Regions from separate parts of the Homo sapiens genome. Here region 1 is linked to region 2. A link is a loop called in an ENCODE intact Hi-C map of the cell type or tissue named here. Cell type or tissue: spleen. All regions are shown on one strand. Each heading gives the region's core, and the rest is flanking DNA. Links, peaks and the distances in the headings are about the cores only.

What was found. Peaks named below come from ENCODE experiments on the same cell type or tissue, not always from the same donor. Only the 100,000 strongest peaks of a DNase experiment are listed, where the experiment ranks them.
Region 1: it touches region 2 in a loop (2.3-fold over the local background); 13 of 110 quality-filtered maps call a loop at or near these places.

Annotation. Positions count from the first base shown.
Region 1 is chr16:23,820,475-23,827,942 of GRCh38, reverse strand. No RefSeq gene overlaps it. Among named protein-coding and RNA genes, the nearest start is that of PRKCB, 12 kb to the left of the region's middle. RefSeq lists enhancers at 1,204-1,303, 1,334-1,473 and cis regulatory regions at 1,014-1,386, 5,570-6,073. In spleen, for the core only: no CTCF peak of the experiment used is centred there; no DNase peak of the experiment used is centred there; H3K4me3 peaks cover 365 bases; H3K27ac peaks cover 609 bases.
Region 2 is chr16:23,946,661-23,954,128 of GRCh38, reverse strand. The region is part of intron 2 of PRKCB (protein kinase C beta); the gene reads right to left. Among named protein-coding and RNA genes, the nearest start is that of PRKCB, 110 kb to the right of the region's middle. In spleen, for the core only: no CTCF peak of the experiment used is centred there; DNase peaks (open chromatin) are centred at 4,068 and 5,081; H3K4me3 peaks cover 1,103 bases; H3K27ac peaks cover 2,371 bases.

The DNA.
Region 1 (7,468 bases), core at 1,632-4,131, 130 kb after region 2:
ATTTTTAGTAGAGACGGGGTTTCACCATGTTGGCCAGGCTAGTCTCAAACTCCTGACCTCGTGATCTGCCCGCCTCGGCTTCCCAAAGTGCTGGGATTACAGGCATGAGCCACTGTGCCCAGCAGATGGCTACCTTCTTTAAAATACTTTTTTGTTATAGTATAACATCTATGCAATAAGCTGTACATGCAACAGACTATGTTTTTTATATATGTATATACCCACATGACTTCCACCAGGTCAACATACAGAAAAGTTCTAGTTCCCCAGAAACTCTTCTGTACCTTTTCCCAGGAAATATTACCTCAAAAGGGAGCCACTGTCTGACTTTCATCATCATAGATTAGGTTTTGTTGCTGTTGTTGTTAGAATCTTTTAAATTGTGGTATAAATATATAACATAACATTTACCATCTTAGCCTTTTTAAGTTTGTAGTTCAGTGGTGTTATGTACATTCATATTGCTGTGCAACCAATCTGCAGAACTCTTTTCATCTTGCAAAACTGAAACTCTATACCCATTAAACAACTATCCATTTCCTCTGCCCCAAGCTCCTGGCAATCACCATTTTACTTTCTGTCTCTATGAATTTGACTACTCCAGGTACCTCGTAAAAGTAGACTCATACAGTGTTTGTCTTTCTGTAATTTCACTTAGCATAACGTCTTCAAGGTTCATTCATGTACCATTGTGTGTCAGCATTTCCTTCCTTTTTAAGGTTGAGATGGTAGATTAGTTTTCCCTGTTCTTGAGTTTCATATGAATAAAATCATACGGTTTCTGGATTCTTTCACTTGACATAATGTCAGTAAGATTCATCCATGCTTTTGTGTGTATCTGTGTTCGTTCTTTTGTATTGCTGTTCATGAATATATCACAGTGTACTTATCCATTAAATGTTGATAGTTACTTGGGTTATTTCCAGTTTAGGACTACTTTGGAAAACCCTACCATAAGCATCCTTGTACATGTCTTTTTGTGGACATACGTGCCTATTTCTCTTAGGAATACACCCAGAAGTAGAATTACTAAAATTTAAGTCCTTTAGACTGACTCTGAACAGTTGGATCTGTGATGCCACGTGGTCCTGTATCTACCCCACTCCCTGAGCTAAGTTCCCCTTCAGAAAGGAGGTTTTGTCTTCCTCTTCCCTTGAAGAGCCTCCAGTACCTAGGTGGGGTCTCAGAGTACAGCAACAAACAGGAACTTGAACAGGAAGTAATCGTGGGTAAAATGCTGCGTAATAATGAACACAGCACAATTGAACCCAGTATTCAGGTCAGGGAAAGTTCTTGTTTGGTTTACTAAATTCTAGAAAGGGAAACTGAAAAAAATGAAGGTACGAGGGCACAAACAAAGAGGTCAGACATCCAGACTGAAGCATCATTCCCATCACAGTCGTCTGGTCCTCCCAGCAGTAATAGTACAGTAATGGGGCTCAGATTCAAGGACAGACTTGTGATTCTAAAATTCCAGCTCCATAACCCTCTTCATTCAAGGAGGCAGGGGAGGAAAGTCAGAGGCCTGCTCATTAAGTATTAGAGAGGTGTTAAAAACCTATTAGCACCGATCTGGCACTTTCTCCTTGATGGTTTTAGAATAATTGAAAGCAAGTTAAATAAGGAAGGACTCTCATTGTGAGATTCAGTGGGACTTGATGCCACGTTAAAGTAATACTAAAAGCCATTGCAGGGACCCTATTTGGGAAGGAGGATGCTAAGGGGTGACTGAGTCCAAATAGGGAATGCGTTCTCTTTCTCTTTCCTCCCATGATGCTGTCTGGAAAGGAGGAACCGCAAATGCCTTCTGCATAGACAGCCTGAATTGGGCAGGCTAGACAGCTCTGCTTACCCTTCCCCACATGGTGTTCCTCAGCAGGGCCAGGACTAGAGTAAGGAGAGAAAGATGCTTGCCCTGAGTGCAAAATTAAAGGGATGCCAAAAAATCAGTAAGTAAGGCCAGGCGTGGTGGCTCATGCCTATAATCCCAGCACTTTGGGAGGCCAACATGGGTGGATAACTTGAGGTCAGCAGTTTGAGACCAGCCTGGCCAACATGGCGAAAGCCTGTCTCTACTAAAAATACAAAAATTAGCCAGGTGTGGTGGCATATGCCTGTCATCCCAGCTACTTGGGAGGCTGAGGCAAGAGAATCACTTGAACCCACGACGTGGAGGTTGCAGTGAGCTGAGATCATGCCACTGCACTCCAGCCTGGGCGACAGACTCCATCTCAAAAAGGAAAAAAAAAAATCAGTAAGCAAGATAAACAACATTTAATGCAATATTTAAAAACATCAAAACTAATGCAAAAAATCCCTGATGAGGGAAATATCAACTTTTAAAATAAATATAGGTTATGGTGGGCAGAATTAGGGTAAGGCCAAGTCATGTAAGTGCAGAGTAGCTCCACTAAGACGTTAAGATTAAATGAGCTAATGCATGTAACATGCTTAGAACAAGCCCTCAATGTGTTTTAATTATTAGCATTATCGTTACCATACTACTACTACTGCTACTACTACAGCTACTACTATTACTATTACTACTATTTTTGCTGTAGGAAAGAGATAGTTGTTTTATTACCAAGTGGAGTGGGGGTCTGCTGTTCCTGTCCTTGCCTGTAAGAAGTTTTTCCTGATTCCTAGGGTTTAAATTAGATGTTCCTTCCCTGTGATCCTCTGGCATCCTGAACTGGCCTGCACTTACACAGCATTGTGTTGTCTGTTTACTTGGCCATGGTCTTCATCAACTCAGGCCGCCAGAACAAAATATCACAGATTAGGTAGCTTGAACAACAGACATTTATTTCTCACAGTTCTGGAGGCTGGGAAGTCCAAGTTCAAGGTGCCACCTGATCCGGAGTCTGATGAGGGCTCCCTTCCCCTCTTGCAGGCAGCAACCTTCTCAGTTTATCTTCACAAGATGGAAAAAGAGAGTTCTGGCCTCTTCCTCTTCTTAGAATGACGTTAATCCCATCAGGAGGACCACGACCTCCCCTAAACCTGATTATCTCTCAAGGACCTCACCTCCAAATACCATCACACAGGCCTTAGGGCTTCAACACATGAATTTGGGGGAAACACAAATACTCAGTCCATCACATTCATCTCCCTGGGTAGCTTAGGACCTCTGTGAAGGCAGAGATAGTCCTATTTTGCTTACCAATTTATCCTTCCCTGGGCCAAACACAGTGCCTCACACATAATAGCTACTGGAACTATATTTATTCTCTTAGATCAGTGTGAATCAGTGTCCACACATCTCTCCTCTAACCTTCTTCACAAGGATGCAGTAAATTGGTTGGCGAGAGATGTGGAGTGGCAACCATTTACATACTTGTCAACTCTCTTATTTAGTCTGAAGTCATATAATAATAAAATTATCATTATTTCTTTCAGTGCTAACATTTATTGAGGACTTCATATGTGCTGAGCATTCTACTAACATTTTTCAATGTATCAACTCATTTAATCCTCATGGTAATCATATAGGTAGGTGATATCACTTTCCCCTTTTAAAGATGAAGAAACTGAGGCACAGAGGAGTCAAGTGTGTGCCCAAGGTCACTCAGTTACTAGCGTAGGACAGCTGTGCTCCATCCACCCCACTCTGACTCCCGAATCTATGCTCCTGAGTATCCAATGAGATGGGGCTCCCAGGCTAACAGAACCCTCCCGCCCACATCTGTGAAAAGATGCCAGCTCTATTACCCCTCCACCCCCAGGCAATCTTTACTTACTCCCTCCTACAACAAGAGATTGCCAACGGCGAGAACAGATGAGAAGGAGAAAATAGGTTCTGTCATTTCTCTAAGAGGCCACCTGATCCCTTCAGGTTGAAAAGAAATGTTTAATACAACATCTCTCTCTGTCCTGGAATTCTTTTCTATGCTTGGCTGGTCAGCTTAATCTTCAACTGGCCAAGCAGAATGCCCATCCATAATACTGCTTCCGGATGTAGTGTGACCTGGAGAGGGGAGGTTTCAACAAGCAACCACAGCGCCAAATGTAGAAAGCACAAACTACTCAGTTAAAGGGATACTTACCACACACTTTCTCTGCTTTTGTATTTTCATTGGTACATTCCAGGTTTGGGTGTTTTTTTTAAACAAATGTCAAGGTATAAACATAGTATGTTTTCTTCCACTGCCCTGGCCCTGAATTCTTTTTGTCTTTTCTTTTCTTTTCTTTTCTTTTCTTTTCTTTTCTTTTCTTTTCTTTTCTTTTCTTTTCTTTTCTTTTAGATAGGGTCTCACTCTGTCACCCAGGCTAAAGTGTGATTATGAGTCACTGCAGCTTCGACCTCCTGGGGTCAAGTGATCTTCGCACCTCAGCCTGCTGAATAGATGGGACTACAGGCACACACCACTACACCCTGGCTCATTTTTTCTTTTCTTTTTTGTTTTTTTGTTTTTGTTTTTTTTTTTTTTTTTGAGACCAAATCTCACTCTGTTGCCCAGGCTGGAGTGCAGCTCACTGCAACCTCTGCCTCCCAGGTTCAAGCGATTCTCCTGCCTCAGCCACCCGAGTAGCTGGGACTACAGGCGCATGCCACCAAGTTCGGCTAATTTTTCATATTTTTAGTAGAGATAGGGTTTCACCGTGTTAGCCAGGATGGTCTCCATCTCCTGACCTCATGATCCGTCCACCTCAGCCTCACAAAGTGCTGGGATTACAGGCTTGAGCCACTGCACCCAGCCCATTTTTTCTATTTTTTGTAGAGACAGGTTCTCATTTTGTTGCCCAAGCTGGTCACAAACTCTTGGGCTCAAGCCATTCTCCCACCTTGGGCTCCCAAAGTGCCAGGACTGCAGACATGAGCCACCATGCCTGGCCTGCCCTCAATTCTTTAGACAATTGGATAGAATAGAATTACTTAATATTTGAATTCACTTTAAAATATGACGTTTTACTTGCATTCATTTTTAGAACAGTTAATGTGTTCATTTTTTAAGAGCTAAAATAATATAAAAAGGTTTTCATGGAGAGGAGCATCTCCCGTCCTAGCCTTTCTCTTCACCCCCTAGAGGTAATCATATTTATTAGTTTATCGTTTCTTATTCTTCTTTCCATACTTCCTTTATTAAATTTACTTATTTAAATATTTTTAAAAATCAATGCTGCATATATTCTGATATATTCTTCCTTTCCTCTTTTCTTACAGAAAAAAAAGTATCTCACTATGTAAAATATTCTGCACTTTATTTTTTCACGTAACAATCTTTCTGGGTTGGGTGCAGTGGCTCACACCTGTAATCCCAACACTTCGGGAGGCTGAGGTGGGAGGATTGCTTAAGCTCAGGAGTTCAAGACCAGCCTTAGCAACATAGTGAGACCCTGTCACTATTAAAAAAAAAAAAAAAGTTAAAATTAGCTGGGTGTGGTGGCATACGCCTATAGTCCTGGCTATTCAGGAGGCTGAGGTGGGAGAATCACTTGAGCCCGGGAGTTTGAGGCTGCAGTGAGTTATGATTGCACCACTGCACTCCAACCTGGGCAACAGAGTGAGACCCTGTCTCTACAAATCAAATAAAATAAACAAAAGAAAAACAAAAAACTCACAACTTTTCTGGAGTTCTTTCTGTATCAGAACATAGAGAACTTCATCAATCATTACAGCTGTATCATATTCTGTATAACTGTTAGTTTAACCAGTCCCTCATCAGTAAAAACTTGGGTCATCTCCAAACTTTTGCTATTGCAAATGATGCTACAACAAATGACCTTGGACATACATCATCTCCTCCCCACAGCAGTGCAACTGTCGAATAAATTCCCAGAACTAGGGATTGCTAGGTCAAAGGGTAAGTGCATTTTCAAGGCTGATAGATGTCCCCAGCTTGCCCTCCACAGAGGCTATGGCCTTCTGTACTCATCCTACTCATGATGACAATGCCAGTTTCCCCCACAGCGGTACGCACAACATTGTCATGCTTTTCTATTTTGGCCAAGCTGATAAGTGATAAATAGTCTCTTGGTGGAATTTTAATTTTCATTTATCTTATTATGAATGAGGTTGAGCATCTCTTCATAAGAATGGCACATTAAAAACACTTTTATTGTGAGTGACAGAAGCTCTTTAGGGCTAACTCAAGCAAATGAAGGGGAAATTACTACAAGAATTAAGAGGTGTCTCATGCCGCCAAGAGCAGCAATCCAGCGAGGCCCCCAGATCTAGAAAACAAAAAATGTGAATTGGATTGATCTCTCTCTCCTCTCCTCTCATCTACTTTTCTCTTTCCAAATTGGGAAATACCTCCTTCCTGAGTGTAGGAGTGTGTGTGCCTCCCCACATCCCCCCAGTGTACCTGACACAATCTCCATCCCCCGCACATGCTCTCACATAGTCTCAATTCCAAATTCCCAGAGAGAGACTCTAATTGATTAATCTTTCTTCCACAGTGCATCCCTAGTCCAATTTGCCATAGTGGGAGGTGGGAGAACGATAAGAATCAGAAAATACAATTGCTTCCCCCCGATAATGCAATGCCAATAGGAAACCAAGGGTCCCTTCACTGACCATCCCTTCTCCCAGTGTGATTCTCCCAAAAAGATAGAGGGCTCCTATGTTTTTGCAAAGCCCCATGTGAAGGATAGTCTACTCTTCTCTGTATGGCCCCAGTGCTTTTCCAAGCTAATCATGGTAATTCCGTGCCCTTTGCTAGTAATGGGTTTAGAAATAGACCTGTGATTCAGTTCTAGCTAATGATACATAAGGAAACATTCCTCACAGCTAAAAATAGATACAATGTCAAGACGGCCACTCTCCTGTTACTGTATGTTGTTGTGTCTGTGTGTGATTCTATCAATTAGCTTTCGCTACATTAAAAACCACCCTACAGTGGGGTGCGATGTCTCACGCCTGTAATCCCAGCACTTTGGGAAGCCAAGGCAGGCGGATCACCTGAGGTCAGAAGTTCGAGACCAGCCTGGCCAACATGGCGAAATCCTGTCTCTACTAAAAATACAAAAATTAGCCGGGCGTGGTGGCACGCACCTCACCTGTAATCCCAGCTACTCAGGAAGCTGAGGCAAGAGAATCGCCTGAACCCAGGAGAATCGCGGAGGTTGCAGTGAGCCGAGACCGTGCCACTGCACTGCAACCTGGGTGATAGAGTGAGACTCCGTCTCAAAACAACAACAACAACAAAAAAAAAACCCTAGGCCAGTTGCAGTAGCTCACACCTGTAATCTCAGCACTTTGGGAGGAAGAGTGGGAGGATCATTTAAGGCCAGGAGTTCAAAACCAGCCTGAGCCACATAGCGAGACTCTGTCTCTACAAAAATAAAAATAAAAATTAGCCAGGCACAGCGGCGGATGCCTGTAGTCCAGTTAATTGGGAGGCTGGGGCAGGAGGGTTGCTTGAGCACAAGAGGTCAAGGCTGCAGTAAGCTATGATTGTGCCACTGCACTCCAGCCTGGGTGACAGAGCAACACCCTGTCTCGAAAAGAAAAAACACACACATA
Region 2 (7,468 bases), core at 2,611-5,110:
ACATGGCACATGTATACATATGTAACAAACCTGCACATTGTGCACATGTACCCTAAAACTTAAAATATAATAATAATAAAATTTAAAAAAAAATTAGCCGGGCATGGTGGTGGGTGCCTGTAATCTCAGCTACTTGGAAGGCTGAGGCAGGAGAATCGCTTGAACCCGGGAGGCAGAGGTTGCAGTGAGCTGAGATCACATCACTGCATTCCAGCCTGGGTGACACAGAAAAAAAAAAAAGATGGATGCCTTCCCTGTAACGTGCATCATAGTTGATGTCTGACTGCCCTCTTTGACTATATGCTCCTTGAGAGCAGTGACTGGGTCTGTCTTATTTATTGCCATACTTCCACTGTTGTAACTTCAACATCCAATACTCAATGAATATGTTGAACAAATGAATAAACAAGTAAATGAATGAATGAATGAATGAATGTGCTCACGCATTACATCTCCTGTTGCAGCCTTCCTTTCCTGCCATGAAGATCTTCACTCAACCACCCACAAATTCCTTGAGACCACAGGAAGAAAATCAAAAGAATCTCAAAAGCTCTAATTGGCAAATGAAAACAACAGCTAAATTAAATGTCAAGTCTAACAGGATGAGGAGCTCTCAACAGACAGTTCTCAATTAATTCAAGGAGCCCCTGGGTGTGATACCCCATGCTTTCTCCCCAGCTGCAACAGGAGGATGCCCAGCGCCAACTGCAGAGCTGATGCCCGGCTAACCTGGATGGCTGCTCGGGAGCAGCCACTAGGGAAGCCCCACACAGTAGCCAGATTGTGCACATTTTCAAGAGAAGCTGGAAATTGTTGATGGTTTCTAAATGTCAGCCCCGAAGTCAATATTGGAAAATAAAACCCCGGTAGACAGCTGGTTAGCTTTCTCTAGGGTAAATCACAGTGAGAGAAACAGCTGAGCAGGGAAGGATCAAGCTCCAGAGAACAGAGTCAGGGGGCTCTGCCATTCATTGACTGCGTACCTTCAAGCAAGTAGATCAAACACTCTGTGTCTCCGTAAAACAGGGAGGATAATGGCACCTCATTGGGGTGGCATGATGATTAAACGCAATAATGCATGGAGAATGCTCTAGGAAGCACCCTGCATGTGGGAAGCAATGAATAAATGCCCCTCTCAGTACAGGTTGACTGGGGACCAAGTGTTTCAGCCTCACCCAACCACACTGTGATTCTAAACCCACGGCACTCACTCCTAAACCTGCCAATTCAGGCGGCATGGTATCCAAACACTCCCATAGCTCCTGAGCCAGCTTCCCTCCATCATCCAGATTCGTGTACAGTGCATTTCCATGGCAATAACCTGTTCCACAAAAGGTACAGTAAATATTTACTATTTTTTCACACATTTCAGATTATTTGGGTCTAACAATCTAACTGGCACTCTCTACTGCTTTAGAAAATGGCAATGAGAAGCCAAGCCTCCAAGAACAAAACAGAAGTGCCTTCAGCAACAGGGACACCAGGGAACCACGTGGACAACCAAGAACAGCATGTGGCCACAGATAAAGAGATTTCAGGAAGCTCCGCTCACAAGAGCGCCTCTGGGAGCTATTTAACCCCCTCCAGTCGCCCCACCCTCCCAGAAACAAATGCAATACATTGCAACGATTCTAAACACCCCCTCATCTCTTTTAACTCTCTCTCTATGCAGCCCCCAGCACCCACACACATACACAGGTCCTCTGAGAGATTTTTTAAAGCCTTGTTCACACATACGCAGAATATGCAGCACTAAGAGTTTTAACTGCTAAACCCCTGACGTGCGTGCACATACACACACAGAGTTTGATAATCAGCAGAGCTTCACTGTGCCTGCTCAAAGAGGCGGAGGCTCTCTTGGAATGAGGGGGGCTTCTCTGCTCAGGGCTTTTGAAATGTCAGCTGAGCCACGGAAGAGCTTGTGATTCACTCCCTGACTCACTCCCATCTCTGCAGCAGACCCCATCTCTGCAGGGAGGGCAGGACAGGGCTTTTTCATTCATTCCCTCATTCAGTCACAAGACCTGTTTTATACCACGTTTACACACAAAAAAAACTCATTCAGGCACAAAACTCTGTGCCCAGCTTTGCACTAGTCCCTAGAGAGACAGAGAAGAATAAAGTACAGCCCCTGCCCTCAAGTTTCTCACAGTCTGACAGCCAGGGAGACAAACAGGTCACCACCAATCAATGTGATATATCAAGGAGTATATACAAGGTACCTATATCTATTTAGAAGACTGACACATTTGACTGTGGAAGTGTGACGTTCCTGTATTACAAAAGATTTCATAAACCAAAAGAAAAGACATAGGACAGACCAAGGGGATTTATTTTTAGACTAAATCACGGATTGGCATCTAGAATATATAAAGAGTTACTATCAATTAATTAAAAAAAAAAAGACAGGGGACCAGGTGCAGTGGCTCATGCCTGTAATCTCAGCACCTTGGGAGGCTAAGTTGGGAGGATGAGTTGATCCCAGGAGTTTAAGACCAGCCTGGGCAACATGGCAAAACCCTGTCTCTACAAAAAAAAAAAAAAAAAAAGCCTGGCATAGTGGTGTGTGCCTGTAGTCCCATTTACTAGGGAGGCTAAGGTGGGAAGATCACTGGAGTTGAGGTTACAGTGAGCTGTGATCTGGACACTGTACCCCAGCCTGGGTGACAGAGGAAGACCCTGTCTCAAATAAAAAAGCCACTAGAAAAATTGACAAAGTAATACGAAGAGGGAATTCCCAGAGAAAAAAATACAAGTGCCCAAAAAGCGTATGCCTAATCTCATGAATATCTGGGAAATGCAAATTAATACAAGATATTTTATCCATTAGATTGGCAAAAATGGAAAAGACTGATAACTCCCAGTATTGGCAACCACGTGGGCTGAAAGAATGATGGAAGAACGCAGGTCTAGTAGAGCACCCTGGATGCAAGGGAATGGGCATTCGATTGCTCTCATTATTCATCTTTCCTCCCACGTGCTTTGCACATGACAGTCACTCAGCAACCCTCTGCAGAACTGAGTCAAACAGGAAAAGTAATGCCGCATATCTGAGCTGCAGAGTGTTCTTATATTCAAACACCCATCCCTATGGCTCCTCTGGGATACTGGAGATGACTGCCGGCAGGATAACAGGTGTGGGAGCCAGGGACAAGGCGGGAAGAGGGCTTGCTACTCAGGGAATAGAGTACCCCATTGATGCTGGTCACTCTTCCTTTCCTACCAGGGATGCTCAGGCATTCCACTCCTTCACAGACAGCAACCTTGCCCTGAGAAAAGAAAGGCTTATGTGTGATTATTCACTATGGAAAATAAGGAGGAAACAGATCAGGAGAAACAGGAAAAATAAAGTTTCACTTGCTAAAGTGAAACTGCAAAGAGGCACCAGCCTGAAAGGCAAAACCAAGGCCTAGATAGACAAGACAGCAGCAGGCCCAAAATGCCCACTGATGCCAGGAGGCCCCTCTGTTCTACCCAATAATGGAAACAGCCAACACGTGGGTTTACTCTGTGCCAGGCACTAAGACCTCAGGTACCTTATCCCTACAGACCTCAGCCTATTTTAAAAGGAACTCAGAGAGGTTAATCAACTTGTCTGAGGCCACACAGCTTGTCCACGGCAGTACTGGGGTTTGAACTTAGGTCTGTCTGACTCCAGAACCCCGTGCTCTTACCCATACTGCTTAGCTTTTAGCTGGCCCAGTCCTGGGAAGTCAGCCCTCCAGGAGGAAGCCCTGCCTGACAATGGGTTGGGACTAGAAGGAGATTTATGTCCCCCATTCTGAGGAAAAGCAGGAGCACCAGTTGGGGAGTGGGAGGACCCAGTGGGACAGACAGCTAAGAAGAGAGTCACTATTACCATTCAGGGACACACAGAGTCTGGAACCTAGGTTACTTCCAGGCTTAAGGGAGTGTGGGTGTACCCACCCTCCACCCCACCCACATCTGGTGCCGCTAGAGGGATCAACAGAAAAAAAAAAAAAAAAAAAAAAAAAATTCAAATCATAGGGGCCAATGCTGCTGTTGGCAGAAGCAGGAGGAAGTGGGCCACTGGGGAGGCCACATCCGCCCCACGGCGAGGCTCCTTCGGTTAGCATGGGCAGCAGCAATGCAAGGAGAGGGAAGGAGGTGGTCTCTGGGCCCAGGTGAGGGAGAAAGGAGAGGCTCTGGGTGTCATCCCAGCCTGAGGCACAGGGAAGAGGTGTGGGTGGCTGGACCCAAGTGGCTCTGGCACTCCTAGATCTCACAGAGATCCCAGCCTACCTGTGAGACCTCAGGCAATTAATTTAAGCTCTCTTGCCTCAGTGTCTTCATCTGTAAAATGGGGATAAGAATGTTATCTTCCTAGTACTGGGTGGAACTACCACCACCTCAACAACTGGTACCTGCCTGGCTTCATGCCTACTGGACTACCCCACTGCCACTAAATTGGAAACTCTATGACAGCTTGTCTGGCTAGTTCACTGCTGTATCTCCAGCACTTAGAACTGTAAGTGGCACCGAGCAAACACCCAATAAATATTGGTTGAATTGTTAACAATAGGTGCTCAAAAATATTTGTTGAAGAAAAATAAAGGAGACAAAGAATAAAACGATAGAAGGTAGAGAAAAAAGAGGGGCAGAACGGAGGAAGTTGGACCCCCAGGAAAGTTCCAAGACCATGAGAATCAACTGAGGTTGGCCAGTTAGCCAACCTGCTTCTCCAAAGAGCTCTGCCCAAGATAGTACTATGTTGTCAGAGTTAATAGAACCAAGCACTGCTTATCACTAGGTGACTGGGCTCGTGTTTTAACCAGTTTCTGAGCTTGAGGCAAGGTCTCCTTTCTCTTCCTTATCTAAGGAGGCCCCAGGGGCTGGCCCTTTCTTTCATTCGTTCTTTCTTTTGTCCATTCGTTCGTTCTTTCTTTCTTTTGTTTGTTCGTTCTTTCTTTTCTTTCTTTCTCTGGGTTACAATCTCATTCTCTGTCCCTGGCATCCACCTACAGACTCCGGAAGAGTGTAAACATTCTAGTGTTCACCTGTGGTCTCACACAGTGCAACCTCTGGGCCAAAGCCAAGTGTTTACGCCTGAATCACTGTCACTAGAACGGTTGCCTCTGATTACCACTCCTCGAAAAATTATGCGTTGTCAGTAAAAAACCAACAGGCGTGCCCAGCCCAGGTGTAGATCTCATGAAACCCTGTACTACTGACAAGTGATTTGCAAGGACCTTTCCACACCCACAAATCTCTGACAGGAGATGCATGGTGGTTAAGAATGTGTGCTTTGGAACCAGAGGATCTGGACTCAAATCCTGGGCCTCCACTTATCGACAGTGGAACCTTGAGCAAGTTAGTTCATCTCTTCTTGACTCAGTTTCTTCAGTTACAAGAAGAGGATAATAACACCTACCTCACTAGGTTACTGTGAGAATTCAAGGAGGGCCAGGCACGGTGGCTCACACCTGTAATCCCAGCACTTTGGGAGGCCAAGGCAGGTGGATCACTTGAGGTCAGGAGTTTGAGACCAGCCTGGCCAACATGGTGAACCTTATTAGTCTCTACTAAAAATACAAAAATTAGCCAGGCATGGTGCTGTGTGCCTGTAATCCCAGCTACCTGGGAGGCTGCGGCATGAGACTCGCTTGAACCCTGGAGGTGGAGGTTGCAGTGAGCCAAGATCGCACCACTGCACTCCAGCCTGGGCAACAGAGCAAGACTCCATCTCAAAAATTAAAAAAAGAATTCAATGAGATAACACACATAAAGTGTTGTAAGCAGTCAAGATTCTTATTTATAAACATGGAAGCCCACTCTAACCAGTTTAACCAGGAAAGACAAGCTTTGGGAGGCCCTGAGAATCCAATTAGGACACATTTAGAAAGCCAGAAGAAACATCTTGACCACAGTACAGAACCCGCTGCCACCACTCCAGAGTCCAGACCAGGCAATCTGCACTACAGATGCTGTGAATATTCAACATTCACAAGGGACAGATCTTGCTAGAAGCCCCACCATAGCTGACTCTGCAGTCTGGACATACTTAACACCTCCCCCTCCAGAACAGATCAAACACAGTGTCTGCTGCTTCTAGCCACCAATTCAGAGTCCAGCAAGGACTCACCTGATTGACAGATCCTAGGTCACATGTCTGTGCTCTAGCTGCAAGGGAGGTTGGGCGAGTGGGTTTCTGAGTTGTGCATTAAAGAGACATGGGTTTATGAGGTGGCGAATTCACAAATATTAAAAAAAAAAAAAAAAAAAGCGGCTCCAGAGTGTGTGGCCAGAAAGAATGACAAGTGTCTCCCATTAGCTCTTGGCACAGTGCCTGGCTCATATGTGCCCAATGAGTAGCCATTCCCTGGAGATGTCGTTTAGGCCCCAAAGCAAGAAGATTCCTGTGCCCCAATCATTCTTCATCTCTCTGGGCCACCCTGTTACTATTCCAAAAGGTTTGGATTGAACCCTTACCTTTACTCCTCCTAACTCTTGTCCTGACTATATGCATCTATGTATCTCTGAAGACCCCCACTGGAGCCCAGAAATAAAGGCAAGTACTGCTTATGGCCTGGCAGGAAAATGCACCAACCAGCTGGTATCACAGATTCACAGAACTTCAGAATGCCTAAACTAGAAAGTGACTCTCTCCTACTGTCTTGTTTTGCAAATCAAGAAATTGAATCTAAAAAGGGGAAAGGACATGACAAAGATTGCCCAGCAAAGTCCTGGCAGAACCAAAACTAAGATCAAGGAGAATGAGGAGAGGAGCCCAGGTCCCAGATCTTCCGCAGCAAACTAATATTGCACTGAGCAAGATGCCTTTAGCAGGGCTGAGCAGCTGCTCCAAAGGAACCAGTGCAGAACAAGGATGCTGTCTCGAGAAGAGCAGTCTTAGAGGTCATGGGAACAGGCAGCAGAGTAAGTTGAAGCTGCAGGACCCCAAAATGCTATGTCAGGATCCCTTAGCCCCTTGCTACTCAAAGTGTGATCCATGGGCTGGGCATGGTGGCTCACGCCTGTAATGCCAGCGCTTTGGGAGGCCAAGGCAGGTGGATCGTTTGAGATCAGAAGTTCGAGACCAGCCTGGCCAACATGGTAAAACCCCGTCTCTACTAAAAATACAAAAATTAGCCAGCAGTGGTTGCATATGCCTGTAATCCCAGCTACTTGGGAGGCTAAGGCAAGAGAATCGCTTAAGCCTAGAAGGTGGAGGTTGCAGTGAGCTGAGATCACACCACTGCACTTCAGCCTGGATGACGGCACAAGACCCTGTCTCAAAAAAAAAAAAGACAAAGACAAAGAAAGAATGAAAGAAAACGTGTGATCTATGGACTAGCAGAATCAGCACCATCTGGCAGCTTGTTAGAAATGTAGGATTCCAGGCCCGGCCCCTCCCCAGACCTACTGGATCACAACCTGCATCTTAATTAGATCCACAGGTGATTCTTCTGCACGCTAAAGTTTGAAAAGCCTATACTAGTCAGTTCTG